Linked DNA regions of Homo sapiens: region 2 is linked to region 1. The links are chromatin loops, found by intact Hi-C in ENCODE. Cell type or tissue: CD4-positive, alpha-beta T cell. All regions are shown on one strand. Links, peaks and the distances in the headings refer to the core of each region. The heading gives the core; the rest is flanking DNA. Region 1 overlaps PGK2 (phosphoglycerate kinase 2). Region 2 overlaps CRISP1 (cysteine rich secretory protein 1).

Evidence for each region. A loop is a pair of places that touch in the nucleus more often than their neighbours do. Peaks named below come from ENCODE experiments on the same cell type or tissue, not always from the same donor. Only the 100,000 strongest peaks of a DNase experiment are listed, where the experiment ranks them.
Region 2: a loop joins it to region 1, with 2.2 times the contacts of the local background. A loop is called at or near these places in 2 of 110 quality-filtered maps.

The regions. Positions count from the first base shown.
Region 1 is chr6:49,783,513-49,786,441 of GRCh38, reverse strand. It overlaps PGK2 (phosphoglycerate kinase 2), which reads left to right. Exons shown (of 1, transcript NM_138733.5): 1 at 1-782. The coding sequence ends at 508. Among named protein-coding and RNA genes, the nearest start is that of PGK2, 2.3 kb to the left of the region's middle. In CD4-positive, alpha-beta T cell, for the core only: no CTCF peak of the experiment used is centred there; no DNase peak of the experiment used is centred there.
Region 2 is chr6:49,848,420-49,851,348 of GRCh38, reverse strand. All of the region lies in intron 3 of CRISP1 (cysteine rich secretory protein 1), which reads left to right. Among named protein-coding and RNA genes, the nearest start is that of CRISP1, 17 kb to the left of the region's middle. In CD4-positive, alpha-beta T cell, for the core only: a CTCF peak has its summit at 1,566 (motif pointing right); no DNase peak of the experiment used is centred there.

The DNA of each region.
Region 1 (2,929 bases), core at 127-2,626:
CAACATGGAGATTGGTGCTTCCCTGTTTGATGAAGAGGGAGCCAAGATCGTTAAAGATATCATGGCCAAAGCACAAAAGAATGGTGTAAGGATTACTTTTCCTGTTGATTTTGTTACTGGGGACAAGTTTGACGAGAACGCTCAGGTTGGAAAAGCCACTGTAGCATCTGGCATATCTCCTGGCTGGATGGGTTTGGACTGTGGTCCTGAGAGCAACAAGAATCATGCTCAAGTTGTGGCTCAAGCAAGGCTAATTGTTTGGAATGGGCCGTTAGGAGTATTTGAATGGGATGCCTTTGCTAAGGGAACCAAAGCCCTCATGGATGAAATTGTGAAAGCCACTTCCAAGGGCTGCATCACTGTTATAGGGGGTGGAGACACTGCTACTTGCTGTGCCAAATGGAACACTGAAGATAAAGTCAGCCATGTCAGCACTGGAGGCGGTGCCAGTCTAGAGCTTCTGGAAGGTAAAATCCTTCCTGGAGTAGAGGCCCTCAGCAACATGTAGTTAATATAGTGTTACTTCCTTCTGTTTTCTGTCCATGGCCCTTAAGTCAGCTTAATGCTTTTACATCTCGATGTGACTTTTGTTAAAATCTACTCCTAGATCAAGACCTATGTAATGGACAAGCAGCAGGCCATCAGGAACTCTTAATATCAGCACAGCAATTCATTTTAGTTTGGTCACGCATTTGCCTGTTCAAGTTCTCATTTGAACTTCACCATTGTGCTATCTAGGGAGGACATATTCTTAAGTTGCCTATTAAAGAAAGTGAGCTGAAGAAACTGAATCTTTTTATTTTAGTCCAACTTTGCTATTGTTTCATAATTTGAAACCCAAAAGATAAAACTTAATTTGTTGGGAAAGGGTGGAATGAAAGTTGACAAACAAACAATAAATATGCCCAAATAAACTGAGAAAAATAATTACATATAAAGAACTCATGGGTACCATTAAAGTTCTGCTAAGGGGAAATGTTATACTAAATAGGACCAAAAAAAAGAGAAATGAAAGACACTTATTAAACCCAAGGAATTTTTAAAAAGAAAAGAAATTAAACTCAAGGTAAGAATTATGTTTGTGTGCATATCAATGCACAAGATTACACACAAATGCCAGCTAGAAAAAGAGCTACAAGTTAAACCCAAGTTGTAAATAAGTAATTGTTTTATTTTTAAGGCAGGCATTATTTAATAAATAGATAATATAACTGGTAAGTTCTAAAACTTGGTTTTTGAGATAAATAAAATATATATACATAGCTGGTTTAATAATGGGAAAATAGAGATAAAAATTCTCTATTAGAAAACAGAAGATAAAATGATAAGAAATGTAGAAAAAACAAAAACACTTATTGGAAAATATTTTGCTTTATTCTGTAGACAGAGGTAGTTTAGGGCAATGCTATTAACAAGAATAGTAATTAAGAGTAAAAATGCAGATTAACCTTTCCCAGCTATAATGTCTTATGTCCCATAACCGCAGATCAATTGTGATATTCAATATCCTGAATAATTGAGCTTCAAATATGAATCTTAATACATCTGAAATTTCAACATATTTTAAGCAGAATGTTAATATCATAGTAATCCCAGGAAAGATGTAGGAGTTAGGATTAATGGAACCAAAACTTGAGTAGTTGAAACAAGAATAAAACATGTCGCTCTCTCACATGAGAATCCAGGGCAAATAACATGGGCTTTCCTTTTTAAGGTCATCTAGGGAACCAAACTGGTGAAACAGATCTGTTACTCCCAGTGAGGGGGTTCAGTCTGTGTATGGTATGAGGCCACTGTTCAAGCTTTTGCTACTTGATTGCCAACCTGAAGGGGGAAGTTCTTGAAAGGCAATTAGTTTTCTTTTCAATACATGATTCAAAAAGTTTAGAGATTTGTTTTCATGTAACCTGTTGGCATTAGTTGTGAGATAAGGCCTATTTTGCAAGGGTAGATTGGGGATGTATTCTCTCTAGCTGCATACCTTGTGCCAAACTAAAAATCAATAGATTCTATTGCTGAAAGGAAGTAAGGAGGGGAAAAACACTGAAGAAAATTAATGGTTTCTGACAGACTGCCATGCTGGCCTCCCAAGTATCCATGTACAAGTATTCATGTTTTGTTTTGTTCTGTTTTGCTTTCCAAAAAGAAAACATCTGTTCTCCAAGAGATACGATACAATCAAATGTCCAGTTACTGCACCCTACTAAAAACTGGATATCTCTGAATTACGCACAGTTCTTTCTGTGTGATCCAGTGGGGGCGGAACAGCGATGAACTCAAAAACACAGTCATTTTTCTCATACCTCCCAGCCCCTGACTCCATACATAGCCAATATACAATAGTGAAAAAGAAATAGGACAACTGCAACAAAAATACTCACCTAGAAAAAGCCACTGATTCATTACAATTATGAAATAAATCACTCTGGATCAGAATTTCAAGAACTCCCTGACCTGGCAGCAGCCCTATTTCTTTGGTTAGACTGGTTCTGGTTTCTAGGAGGAACTTATCCATTGTCCTTTCCTGGCCAGTCATTTGACCTATTGGGACATTTTGTTTCCTTAACTTCCATGGCATATCGTCAAGCAGATGGTATGCTTCATCAGGCCATATCAGGCCACTGCACAGATTTCCTAACCTCTTTTTGCTGGTATAGTTTTGCTTGTTTGTTTTTTTCGAAGACAGAATCTCTCTCTGTCACTCAGGCTGGGGTGAGGTGACACGATCTTGGCTCACTGCAGCCTTTACCTCCCAGGTTCAAGTGACTCTCATGACTCAGTCTCCCAGGTAGCTGGGATTACAGGCATGCACCACCACATCTGGCTAATTTTTGTATTTTCAGTAAAGGTCGGGTTTCACCATGTTGACCAGGCTGGTCTTGAACTCCTGGCCTCAAACGATCTTCCCGCCTTAGCCTCCCAAAGTACT
Region 2 (2,929 bases), core at 133-2,632, 65 kb before region 1:
TTGTTATCCAGCAGTATCACTCAGTTTCATGAGCACCCTCAGCCTGCTTCCTTGAACCCTGGACCGGCCTGTAGCAACAAGGGTTAGAAATAGTGCAGGCTCTGGAGGGTGATTCTAAGGAGCACCTTTCTCTTGCAAATGATGAAGAGGATGAAACAAGGAAATACATAAATGATTTTGAGATTTATCTCTTAATCACTTTAAAATCCAAAGGGGTATTTGAACTAAAAATAAAAATCAATAGCTTTCATAGGCATTCCTGCATGGTGTTGTAGCCAACATACATGTGTTTATTATTTACAGGCATTTTTCTAATACCTTGTTACATTAACTCACTTCCTTCTCCCAATAAAATTGTCTTCATTTTACATATTATGACACTGAACCTAAGAAAAATTGAGTAGCTTATTCAAAATCTTAAGGACTGGGGCCCAGATTAAAATGCAAGTGGGCCAGATCTGAGGAGCTGGAGAAGTAGAGTCCAAATTCCTTGGTTGCCAGATGAGCAAATAAGTTTACCTAGGAGGTACAAACAGAGTTAAAGAAAAGTAAAAAATATAGCCTCCGATTTCAGATTGGAGATGAAAGGCAAATACAGAAAAAACACTGGAAAAATACAAGAATACATATATTCAAGTACTAACACAAAAAGATATGAAATATCAAGAAGACGATAAAAGTAAGTGTACCAGTAAAACTGAGAAATATTTCAAAGGAAATACGAGAGTTCAGCTGCTCCACAAACAATGCATAGGACATGTATAGGATTAGAAGTAGCAACAGCAAATTTAAGGAACAATAGGACTGAAGAGTTAACCACAATTACCAGGCAGAGATTTTCTTTAAAAAAAAAAGTTTCTGAACACAATATTAGAACCTAAGTAGAGTCACTTGTTAAAGCTGGAATTCAGAGCTTTGGTACGATCATAAATACAAACTTTAATTTTAATTTTGAATATGTCTCAAAAAAGGAGTATCTCACCAACATTAATCAGAGGTAATGTCCTATACATCATCTTCAAAGTGCAAACATCCTGCTATATTTTAACCAGATAAGTTCCAGTTCCGGTAAGTTTTCTTTTTTTATTTTATTTTATTATTATTATACTTTAAGTTTTAGGGTACATGTGCACAATGTGCAGGTTAGTTACATATGTATACATGTGCCATGCTGGTGTGCTGCACCCATTAACTCGTCATTTAGCATTAGGTATATCTTCTAATGCTATCCCTCCCCCTCCCCCCACCCCACAACTGTCCCCAGAGTGTGATGTTCCCCTTCCTGTGTCCATGTGTTCTCATTGTTCAATTCCCACCTATGAGTGAGAATATGCGGTGTTTGGTTTTTTGTTCTTAGTAGTGAATGCCATGGTATTCCCCCAGCCCAGAGAGGCTATACACTGGTAGATGTGTTGTGTCCTCTCTGCTTATCAGTTAGACATAGCCATGACTAAAATATTTTTTTTTGTTTGAAACTATCAAAACCTACAAAACCATGGTTTTACCCAGTGCTAGGCTAATAAGTTATTTAATTCATCTCACGGTTTAGTAAATTCATCAACCCCAAGGGTAATTCTAAACATTGACCACAAGATGGCAGCAAATACATATTATAATTAAACTACATGCTCAGGACGACACTGAAAATGAGTGTCCTCCAAACAGTCTAAACAGTAGCTGAATGATTTACATAAAAACTTATAGTAAAAACAAACTCTATGACTTCTGTTGGCAATCTGTTATATGCACATATAAGGGTATTCTTTTAAATGGATGTATATGCTGCTGAACACCAGGGGTTCAGCCAAGGTCTAGTTGCTTGCAGCACAAAAATGAGTATTGCCCATTGCCTGGGAAGAAAGGCTTTCATGAGGGTGATGTCAGCCTGACTGTCAAATCCCTCCCTCTCCCTAACCAACCAAAGTTAAAAGTTTATATAGGAGGGACAGAAAACAAGAGGGACAAGGAAGAGGATTTGGTCAACAGGCAGCAGCTGTGTCTCCTTGACCAGGTGTGGTGATCAGGAAAGCCTCAGTTCCCTGCTACCACCTGCGGGGCCCGATGGTGGGTTTCCTGACAAAGGAACTCAGATAAGACAAATGTTCATAGGCTCAGTTCTTTGTAAAAATTGGGCAGTTTCATATACACCACAATGATAGGAGACTGTTAGGGAGATCATTTATCACAGAGTGTCATACTTACAGATGCAGAATTTCTCCCTTTCTGCATTGGGAGAACAGCTGTTACTTAGTCATACCTGACCAAATGCTTCAACTCAGCACAGTTGATGCACACTGAGAGTCAAGAACACATACTCTGAAGCCATCCTAAGTGGATTCAAATTCTTATTTTGTCAGTTATTTATAGTGTGACCCCGAAAAGTTACTTAACATCTCTGTGCCTTATTTCCCTTATTTACAAATGGATATAATATTTTTTTTTTGTAGAGTTGCCATGAGGTTAAAGTGAGAGAAGATACACACAGAATTGGTGACAGATTCTGGCATGTGGTGTTAGCTTTTATTTTTGTTATTCATAATTTTAGATGGAAATATGACTCTATACTTGCTTCTAATCACAGCCAGCATTTATTCAATACAGAAGATTTGTCACATCTCAGTTGTATTCCTTGGAATATCACATTTGAACAAACCTTTGGGCATAAATTACAGGTAACAGTTTCCAGATGGATAAACTGAGATTCAAAGAGATAAAATAACATGTCTGAGTTTAAACTACAAATAAATTACTAAGTAACTCTGGTCTGTTTCCCTGGAAGCATTTACTTAAATTCTCTACTACATCTGAGAGAGAATCTATCTCTGAATGTAATTACCAAGTTTTGAATTTGTGAATTCAAGGGCCAACATAATAAATTGAAATTGTTGTCTTTCTCTTTCTACTAGAACGTTTAATAGTAATCTCATTA